2 separate regions of the Homo sapiens genome follow, and region 1 is linked to region 2. Evidence: read pairs that join two places in POLR2A ChIA-PET (ENCODE). Cell type or tissue: Caco-2. All regions are shown on one strand. Links, peaks and the distances in the headings refer to the core of each region. The heading gives the core; the rest is flanking DNA. Region 1 has its middle 8.4 kb from the start of NFATC2IP. Region 2 has its middle 14 kb from the start of SULT1A1.

Evidence for each region. Peaks named below come from ENCODE experiments on the same cell type or tissue, not always from the same donor. Only the 100,000 strongest peaks of a DNase experiment are listed, where the experiment ranks them.
Region 1: POLR2A ChIA-PET joins it to region 2 with 7 read pairs; 3 of 35 experiments call an interaction of 5 or more read pairs at or near these places.

What each region holds. Positions count from the first base shown.
Region 1 is chr16:28,939,820-28,945,192 of GRCh38, forward strand. No RefSeq gene overlaps it. Among named protein-coding and RNA genes, the nearest start is that of NFATC2IP, 8.4 kb to the right of the region's middle. In Caco-2, for the core only: no CTCF peak of the experiment used is centred there; no DNase peak of the experiment used is centred there.
Region 2 is chr16:28,621,066-28,626,438 of GRCh38, forward strand. It overlaps a transcript of SULT1A1 not described here. Among named protein-coding and RNA genes, the nearest start is that of SULT1A1, 14 kb to the left of the region's middle. RefSeq lists an enhancer at 2,118-2,247 and silencers at 2,338-2,387, 2,438-2,607. In Caco-2, for the core only: no CTCF peak of the experiment used is centred there; DNase peaks (open chromatin) are centred at 2,246 and 2,566; H3K4me3 peaks cover 1,294 bases.

The DNA of each region.
Region 1 (5,373 bases), core at 76-5,075, 320 kb after region 2:
TTCACCTACTGCCCTCTTTTGCCCGCTGCCCACAGATCCGTCACGATCAGCCCCCTCCCACCATCCAGCTACCCAATTATCATTAATTCAGCAGTTACATGCTGGGTGCCCAGTGGAGAAACAGCCCAGGAATTAGCAGTCTAGTTAGAAGATGCTATTCATTGTCACTGAGTACTTATTTATTGAGCATCTACTATACTCTTCTTTTTTTTTTTGTTTTTGAGACAGGCTCTCGCTTTGTTGCCCAGGCTGGAGTGCAGTGGTGCAATCATGGCTCACTGCAGCCTCGACCTCCCAGGCTCAAGAATTTCTCCCACCTCAACCTCCCAAGTAGCTGGGATTACAGGTGCCCGCCACCATGCCCAGCTAATTTTTTGCATTTTTAGTAGAGACGGGGTTTCACTATGTTGGCCAGGCTGGTCTCGAACGCCTGACCTCATGATCCACCCGCCTCGGCCTCCCAAAGTGCTGGGATTACAGGTGTGAGCCACCGCACCCGGCCACAGCTCATTTTTTATTTTTTGTAGAGATGAGGTCTTGAATGCCTCATGCTGCCCAGGCTGGTCTTGAATGCCTGGGCTCCAGTGATCCTACCAACCTTGGCCTCCCAAAGTGCTGAGATTACAGGCGCCCACTATCACACCCGGATAATTTTGTATTTTTAGTAGAGACAGGGTTTCCCCATGCTGGCCAGGCTGGTCTCAAACTCCTGACCTCAGGTGATCCACCTGCCTCAGCCTCCCAAAGTTCTGGGATTACAGGCGTGAGCCACAGTGCCCGACCTTACTATGTTCTAAGCACTAATATCAATGAGCAAATTTTATCGTTACAATAACTTCACAAAGATAGTAAGCACTTATTATGTGGCAGGATTGTATTCAAATATTTTATGTATATTTTATGGACATGTTATGTATGTTTGTGTATATTCATTCATTTTATCTTTACGACCCTATGAGGTAGGTATACTATTAATATTATTTTCACCATTTCTTTTCTTTCTTTCTTTTTTTTTTTTTTTTTTTTTTTTTTGAGACAGGGTCTCACTCTGTCACCCAAGCTGGAGTGGGTGGTGCCATCTTGGCTCACTGCAACCTCTGCCTCCTGGGTTCAAGCTATTCTCCTGCCTCAGCCTCCCAAGTAGCTGGGATTACAGGCCTGTGCCACCACACCTGGCTAATTTTTGTATTTTTAGTAGAGATGGAGTTTCTCCATGTTGGCCAGGCTGGTCTCTATCTCCTGGCCCCCAGTTAACAGCTCCCTGCCTCGACCTCCCACCCTGTTTTTGTTGTAGAAATTTCTTCTTTATCTCTGAGCATGTAAAACTTACTTCATCTTTTTTTTTTTTTTTTTTTTTTTTTTTTTGAGACGGAGTCTCGCTCTGTCACCCAGGATGGAGTGCAGTGGCACTGTCTCGGCTCACTGCAACCTCTCTCTTCCCTGTTCAAGCGATTCTCCTGCCTCTGCCTCCTGAGTAGCTGGGATTATAGGCATGTGTCACCACACTCGACTAATTTCTGTATATTTAGTAGAGACGGGGTTTCACTATGTTGGCCAGGCCGATGTCGAACTCCTGACCTCAGGTGATCCACCCACTTCAGCCTCCCAAAGTGCTGGGATTGCAGGCGTGAGCCACTGCGCCTGGCCTTTTTTTTTTTTTTTTTTTTTTTGACAGAGTCTTGTTCTGTCACCCAGGCTGGAGTGCAGTGGCTTGATCATAGCTCACTGCAACTCCTGGCCTCAAGCAATCTGCCTGCCTTGCCCTCCCAAGGGTGCTGGGATTACAGGCACCCAGCCCCTAAAACTTCTTTCATCTGTATTAACATTACTACGATGTGCCAGGCATCGTACCGTTCTCCAGGTGGCGACTCATTTTATCTTTACCACTGTCCTATGAGGAAAGTACACTAAAAATTATTATTATTTTACAGCTAAGGAGATTGGGGCACAGATAAATTAAATACTTCAATTGCTAACTGACTTTAGGCAACTTAACCTGACCCTCCACTGCCTCAGCTATAAAATCCCATTAAGGCGGAGGCATGCTGTAGTTACTATTACTTTTACATGGCATGTAAAAGAAGTCAAAGAAACCTTCCATGGAGGCAGGGCACAGTGGCTTATGTCTGTAATCCCAGCCCTTTTGGAGGCCAAGGCAGGTGGGATCAACTGAGGTCAGGAGTTCGAGACCAGCCTGGCCAACATGGCGAAACCCGTTTCTACTAAAAATACAAAAATTAGCCGGGCATGGTGGCAGGCGCCTGTAATTACAGCTACTCGGGAGGCTGAGGCAGGAGAATTGCTTAAATCCGGGAGGCGGAGGTTGCAGTGAGCCGAGATGGCACCACTGCACTCCAGCCTGGGCAGCAGAGCGAGACTCTGTCTCAAAACAACAACAAAAACCTTCCATGGTGACCCCATGAGCCATGAGAATGGAAGTCCCCATGGAAGATTTCTTTGATTTCACGGAAGGTGTCTTTGACTTCTTTATGTTTCTCCTGCCTGTGACAGCCTCATGGGTTCCTGGGGCCCCACTGACAACCTCTGGGGCCGGCTTGCTTTGGCTCCTGCCACAGTCTTACAGGCTGCACAAGATTCTGACCATTTTATTTATGAGTTCCTCAGAACAGGTTTCTGCACCAGAGGTTTGGGCTAACTCCAAGCCTATACTTTGGTTAGCTTTGGGGTTCTGAGTGCCTGGATGGCTTTTTCCATTCATTCTCAGGCGGCTCGCTTCTACATTGTGAGCCAGGGCCTGGGGATGGATTTTTTTTTTTTTTTTTGAGATGACGTCTTGCTCTGTTGCCCAGGCTGGAGTGCAGAGGTGCGATCTCAGCTCACTGCAATCTCCGCCTCCTGGGTTCAAGCGATTCTCCTGCCTCAGCCTCCTGAGTAGCTTGGACTGTAGGCACGTGCCACTATACCGGCTAATTTTTGTATTTTTAGTAGAGACGGGGTTTCTCCATGTTGGTCAGGCTGGTCTCGAACTCTTGGCCTTAAGTGATCCACCCACCTCAGCCTCCCAAAGCCCAAAGTGCTGGGATTAAAGCCCAGGCTGGAGTGTAATGGTGTGATCTTGGCTCACTGCAACTTCTGCCTCTTGGCTTTAAGCGATTCTCCTGCCTCAGCCTCCTGAGTAGCTTGGATTACAGGTGCCTGCCACCATGCCCGGCTAATTTTTTATATTTTTAGTAGAGACGGTGGCGGGTCGGGGGGAGTTTCTCTATGTTGGCCAGGCTGGTCTTGAACTCCTGACCTCCTGATCCACCCGCCTCGGCCTCCCAAAGTGCTGGGATTACAGGCGTGAGCCACCTTGCCCGGCCCCCATGTGGGTGTTAAAATGCCAATCGTAGGGGATTCCTGCATTCCCACAGGCTGCTTGACTTCACTGTCCCCACTGCCCCCACCACTGTGGCTTTGATTTTCCTCCTTATTCTGGAACCAAGAAGATTCTGTCTTCCCTTTGAGCTTAGCTACCTATTAAAAAAAAAAAAAGCAGCACTCCTCATTATATTTTGCTTAGTGTATGCATGCATTTGGAATACAAACCTCTAGTACTTCTTTATGCTTGCATCTTGAACACAAGTCTCTGAGACTCCAAAAAAAATCCAGATCATCTGGTGCAGCATTTGTCTGCTCCCCACCAGCTGTTCACATTGCCATAATCCCCTACCTTAAGCTTCAGCTAAAATAAGCTCTCACATGGCTGTAATCCTTGCTGTTCCCTATTACCTTTTTTCCCAGCCTGCCTCATTCATCTTGGTTTCCTGCCTGTCTGAAGCACCTGAGCCTGTGACTCCTGGTGAAAATATCCTGCTGGCCAGGCTTGGTGGCTCACACCTGTGATCCCAGCACTTTGGGAGGCCGAAGCGGGTGGATCATGAGGTCAGGAGTTCGAGATCAGCCTGGCCAACATGGTGAAACCCTGTCTCTACTAAAAATACAAAAATTAGCCAGGCATGGTGGCTTGTGCCTGTAGTCTCAGCTACTGGGGAGGCTGAGGCATGACAATTGCTCAAACCCAGGAGGCGGAGGTTGCAGTGAGCCGAGATCGCGCCATTGCACTCTAGCTTCGGTGACAGAGCAAGATTCTGTCTCAAAAAATAGAAAACAAAAAGAACACATCCTGTCTTGCTGGGATCGGATCCATGTCCAAGTCATCTCTGTGCCCCTGCTCCCCAGCTGGGGGATGAGAAGGGTCAAGGAATGAGTGGGGAAGGAGGAGGAAGAGTGAATGAAGGGCTGTGGGAAGTGCTGTGATGGGTACTTTACGCATTTGGGGTGCAGAGGAAGGAGACACCCTTGTGGGCTCTGCCACTTTGGGGAGTCTCCCAGGAAGTTGAGGTTGGGACAGAGGTGTGCTGCCTCCCACCAAGTGCCCTGGAATCAGACTAGCTGTTTTTTGTTTGTTTGTTTGTTTGTTTTGATGGAGTCTGGTTCTGTCACCCAGGTTGGAGTGCAGTGGTGCAATCTTGGCTCACTGCAACCTCCACTTCCCAGGTTCAAGCAATTCTCCTGCCTCAGCCTCTTGAGTAGCTGGGACTACAGGCACACACCACCAAGCCCAGCTGCCCAGCTAGATTTTTTTTGTTTGTTTGTATTTTTAGTAGAGACAGGGTTTCATCATGTTGGCCAGGCTGGTCTTGAACACCTGACCTCAGATGATCCGCCTGCCTCAGCCTCCTAAAGTGGTGGGTTTACAGGCATAAGCCACTGTGCCTGGCCCAGACTAGCTGGGTTTATGTGAATCCTGGCTCCACCCCTTTCCAGCTACATGGCTTAAGCTCTCTGAACTGCAATTTCCTGGTCTGTAAAATAGACCATGAAATAGTAATTCAGAAAATGAGGACATTATCAATGAGTCTTAAATGACACGTAAAGCATACAACAGTGGCTTAGCAAGGACTCAAGCATGAGCTCTTATTATTTGACATCTTATTTATTTATTTATTTATTTATTTATTTATTTTGAGACAGGGTCTCACTAGGCTAGGCTAGGCCAGGTTAGAGGGTAATGGCACAATCATAGCCCACCGTAACTTTGAACTCCTGGATTTGAGTAGTTCTCTCACCTCAGCCTCCCTAGTAGCTGGGACTATAGGCGTGCACCACCACACCCGGCTGGCTAACTTCTGTATTTTTTGGTAGAGAAGGGGTTTTGCCATGTTGCCCAGGCTAGACTTGAGCTCCTGGCCTCAAGTGATCCTCCCACCTCGGCCTCCCAAAGGGCTAGGATTACAGTCGTGAGCCACTGCGCCTGGCCAAAAAATAATTTTTTTTTTTTTTAAGAGATGAGGTCTTGGCTGGGCACGGTGGCTCACACTTGTAATCTCAGCACTTTTGGAGGCTGAGGCGGGTGGATCACTAGGTCAA
Region 2 (5,373 bases), core at 112-5,111:
GGCCAATGCACATTCCAGCCAGGATGATAAAGCGAGACTCTGTCTCCCAAAAAAAAAAAGAAAAGAAAAAGAGAACAATTTCACTAATTTCACTAGTTGTTTCCTCATTTGTAACATGAGAGTAATAAGAACAATCTCAGGTGCGAGGGCTCACGTCTGTGATCCCAGCACTTTGGGAGGCCATGATGGGCAGATTACTTGAGTTCAGGAGTTCGAGACGACCCTGGCAAACATGGTGAAACTTTGTCTCCATTAAAAATGCAAAAATTAGCCGGGCATGGTGGTGTGCATCTGTAATGCCAGCTACTTGGTAGGCTGAGGCAGGAGGATCGCTTGAACCTGAAGATGGAGGTTTCAATGAGCTGAGATCAGGCCACTGCACACTCCAGGCTGGGCAATAAAACAAGACTCTGTCTCAAAAAAAAAAAAAAAAAAAAAAAAAAGAAGAAGAAGAAGAAGAAGAAAAGAAAAAGAGAACAATCTCACTAGTTTTTTGAGGATTAAATAGCATTCTGGTCCCCTACCCCTTCACCGCTGTACAAGACTTCTTTAACAGTTGCTAGGAAGCTGTTTGCAAATCTAGTCTGCAAATCACACGCCGGGACCAGGCACAGACCTTCTGATAAAACAGGAGGCCCTAGCTCCCCGGCTGTCTGTTCTCCTGACCCACTGACCCCGTCAGGCTTAAGACCCATAGAGATTTTCTCCCCAGTTACCCACCCCATCCCCTTCAAGGCTATAGAAATTGCAATGATGATAGAGGCCACAGGGACCCTCCTGTGAGCAGATGGAGGATCTCCAAAGATTACAAGAATTTAACCAACTTGAGTGATCAGCCTGTTTTACAGCCTCCTGACCTCAACCTGTTCTTCCCCAGCCCTGGGTGGAATGAGGTCACCCTGTTTGTTTAAATCAGCTCCTAAATGACCCCAGGTTACTTACAGATGAACCCAAGTTAACTCTCCTCATTACCATGCTAAAGTCTTCACCCCGGGAGAAGCTATAGCTTCATGACTATAACCTATGCAACCTATGCGCTAGCATCATGACTCACTGGGACCCCTACTCTACATGCAATCATGCACCCTCTCCTTTCTCCATCACCCCATAAAACCCTCCTGTCTCTTTCTCTGGGGGACACACTACTTGGGAGAATATGCCCAGTGTCTTCCTTTCTTGTGCCAAGTAAAACTCCCATTGATCAAAACCCGCCTCTTGGTGGAGTCATTTGTGACTCGTTAAGGGAATGAACCCCGGTATTTTTCAGGTAACATTTCCATTGTTCTTATTGTACGCAGTAGAGAAGGTTTCCACAGTCAAGCCCCTGTCCCCCACACCCCAGGCCCGGGTCGGATTTTCTAAGGAGAGGGTTCCCTGAACCCTCACAGGTATATAGTCCTCTATGGCAAGGATCCAAGGTCCCTTGATGTTTTCCGTGAGACCCCAGGGGAAAATCTTGTTACCAAAGCAGGACTAGGCCCCTGGGCATGAATTTGCTGAAGATCCAGGCCCAACCTCAGATTCCACCTGCTCTGCCCCCCAGGGTCACGGGTCCCCTTGCATTTTGTTCCTGTGTTGGCCCCGGGGCCCCAGGCGTGGATTTTCTGAACAGCAGGTCGGTTCCTTCCCTGTCCCACGATTGGTTCACGGTCATTGCAGCTGCTATGGCCTTGAACTGGGATCTCCTTTATTTTCCCGTGGGCCTTTTTCAGGGGGCAAAGACCTCCGCAGCCCTGCCTACCTCCAGCCTTGGCCTACACCCAACCCCAGAGTCTGAGCCCCGACCCTAGTCCTCTAAATTCCTGACCTGCTGTACCTCTGGCTCCCCAATTTCTCGGCTCCCCAGCCAGTGCCTCCTGCAACTTCTCGCAATCAAACACCCCAGCCTCCAGCCTTTGCCCTGGCCCTTCAGGCCTCTGAAGCAGCTCCGGTCTCAGAGCCCCGGCTCCTGCCCGGGTCCCCAGGCTCCTGCAGCGCCCTCCCTCCAGCCGCTTGATCCCCAAGTCCCTGCCTCCAGTCCCCCAATACTGGTCCCACCCCCCAGGTTCCCCCCCCGGCCCCTCACCGGCGTAGAAGGCCGAGACCGCGATGGGCGCACCGACCACCTGGTCGCACAGCAACTTGGCCAGCATGGCGCGCGGCGCTCGGCCCGGGAGCGCGCGCTCCAGCAGGCCCAGCCACACGTAGTTGAAGTTGGCGTGGAAGGTCACCACCAACGTGGCCACGCGCCGCGTCTGGCGCCAGTCGGCCTAGCGGCCCTGCAGCCGTTGCTGCAGCACGTCCCCGGCGGAGACGAGCGAGCTACGGCACGCTCGTAGAGCGTAGAGCTACGTTGCTCGAGCAACGTAGAGCAGCACGTTGGTGGGCCACGGGTGGCGCCGGGCCGTGCGCGACAACGCCGGCCACCAGCCCGCCATGTCCGCGCTGTGGGCGCCCGCGATCAGGAGCCCGCGTGGTCGGAGGCTTCCTGCACCGCCTCCGGGCCTCGCCAGCCTCCAGCAGCTACTGCGCTGCAGCAGCCGGCACCTGCACCTGCCTCCTCCAGGAGCTCCTGAGCGGTTGGGCGCCCCGCGCACACCCAGCTCGTGCCGTCCAATCCGGAGGCCACGGGCCGTCGTGGGGGCTGAACGTTTGAAAGGTGCCCGGCCCACCCCCATGCATGGGTCCGTTGACACAAAATACCCAGAATAGGCAAAGCCACAGAGGCAGAAGGCATGGGGTTATTTATTTATTTATTTATTTTATTTTTATTAATTAATTAGATATTTTTGAGACGGAGTCTCGCTCTGTCGCCCAGGCTGGAGTGCAGTGGGGCGATCTGGGCTCACTGCAACCTCCGCCTCCCGGGTTCAAGCGATTCTCCTGCCTCAGCCTCCCGAGCAGCTGGGACTACACGCGTGCGCCATCACGCCCGACTAATTTTTGTATTTTTAGTGGAGACGGGGTTTCAATATGTTGGCCAGGCTGGTCTCGAGTGATCTGCCCGCCGCGGCCTCCCATATGGGGTTATTTTTTGGAGTGATGAAAACATTTTGAAATTAGATAGGTGTGATGGTTCCATGACTTTGTGAATATATTAAAAACCATTGAATTGTACACTTGAAAAAAGGAGGTGCATTTGGCCGGGTGCGGTGGCACATGCCTGTAATCCCAGCACTTTGAGAGAATTAGACAGGAGGATCCTTTGAGGGCAGGAGTTCCAGATTAGCCTGGACAAAATAGGAAGACCCCATCTCTACGAAAAAAAAAAGAAAAAGAAAAAGAAAAAAGTATTGTAATTACTCAGACTTGGTGGTGCGCACTGATAGTCTCAGCTACTGCTACTTGGGAGTCTGAGGTGGGAGGATCTCTTGAGCCCAGGAATTCAAGGTTGCAGTGAGCCACGATAGGGCCACTGCACTCCAGCCTGCAAAAAAAAAAAAAAAAAAAAAAAAAAAAAGAAAGAAAGAAAGAAAAAGAGAGAGAAAATAAAATGGTAAGTTTTATGGTATGTGAATTTATCTTAAAAAATGAAGGGACGGCCGGGCACGGTGGCTCACTCCTGTAATACCAGCACTTTGGGAGGCCAAGGCGGGCGGATCACGAGGTCAGGAGATCCAGACCATCCTGGCTAACACGGTGAAATCCCGTCTCTACTAAAAATACAAAAAATTAGCTGGGCGTGGTGGTGGGCACCTGTAGTCCCAGCTACTCGGGAGGCTGAGGCAGGAGAATGGCCTGAACCCAGGAGGTGGAGCTTGAAGTGAGCCAAGATCGCCCCACTGCACTCCACCCTGGCTGACAGAGGAAGACTCTTTCTCAAAAAAAGAAAAGAAAAGAAAAGAAATGCTAAGCAAAGTGTTCTGGTGTGTTTTGCCTGTTTTGGTAGTGGAAGGGAAGAAAATCTGTCTTTTTCTTTCTTCTCCCCCTTTAAACTATTTAAGAAGGGAACTGGGCACGGTGGCTCATGCCTGTAATCCCAACACTTTGGGAGGTCAAGGTGGGAGGATCACTTAGGTCCAGGAATTCAAGACCAGCCTGGGCCACATAGTAAGACCTCATCTCTACAAAAAAATAAAACATTAGGGCTGGGTGCCGTGGCTTACACCTGTAATCCCAGCACTGTGGCAGGCTGAGGGAGCTGGATCACCTTAGGTCAGGAGTTTAAGACGAGTCTGGCCAGCATGGCAAAACCCTGTCTCTACTAAATATACAAAAATTAGCTGGGCATGGTGGTGCGCACCTGTAATCCCAGCTACTCAGGAGGCTGAGGCAGGAGAATTGCTTGAACCGGGTAGGTAGAGGTTGCAGTGAGCCAAAATGGTGCCACTGCACTCCAGCTTGGGGGACAGAGCGAGACTCTGTCTCAAAATAAATAAATAAACATTATTTAAAAAAAAAAGATCCCCTGGGCATACAATAAGTAATACCATACTACTTAGGCAAATAAAGCCCAATTCTATCATTTGGGAATCTTAAGATCAGTTCTACCACTTTGTGGATCTTCAGACTCAATCTCTATTTTAGAGATATTAACATTGATTGATCCTACTATGTGCCAGGCACTGTCTTTCACAACTTCACATATATGATCTCATTTAATCCTCATTTAATTTTGGCAGAGAAAAGTTGAGCTCCTTACCCAGGATCGTATAACTAGGAAATAAAGACCAAAGCACATGCCTCACTCTTCTTGTTATTAGAAAAGATTTCCTTCTGTAAACCTCAGGACTTTACAAGCGAAATATTGGATTACTGTAATATGGTTCATCAGCCCAATTTATTTATTTTTATTATACTTTAAGTTCTAGGGTACATGTGCACAATGTGCAGGTTTGTTACATATGTATACATGTGCCACGTTGGTGTGCTGCACCCATGAACTCGTCATTTACATTAGGTATATCTCCTAATGCTATCTCTCCCGGCTTCCCCCACCCCATGACAAGCCCCAGGGTGTGATGTTCCCCACCCTGTGTCCAAGTGTTCTCATTGTTCAATTCCCACCTATGAGTGAGAACATGCGGTGTTTGATTTTCTGTCCTGGCGATAGTTTGCTCAGAATGATGGTTTCCAGCTTCATCCATGTTCCTACAAAGGACATGAACTCATCCATTTTTATGGCTGCATAGTATTCCATGGTGTATAATTGCCACGTTTTCTTAATCCAGTCTATCATTGATGGACATTTGGGTTGGTTCCAAGTCTTTGCTATTGTGAATAGTGCCGCAATAAACATATGTGTACATGTGTCTTTATAGCGGCATGATTTATAATCCTTTGGGTATATACCCAGCAATAGGATGGCTGGGTCAAATGGTATTTCTAGTTCTAGATCCTTGAGGAGTCGCCACACTGTCTTCCACAATGGTTGAACTAGTTTACAGTCCCACC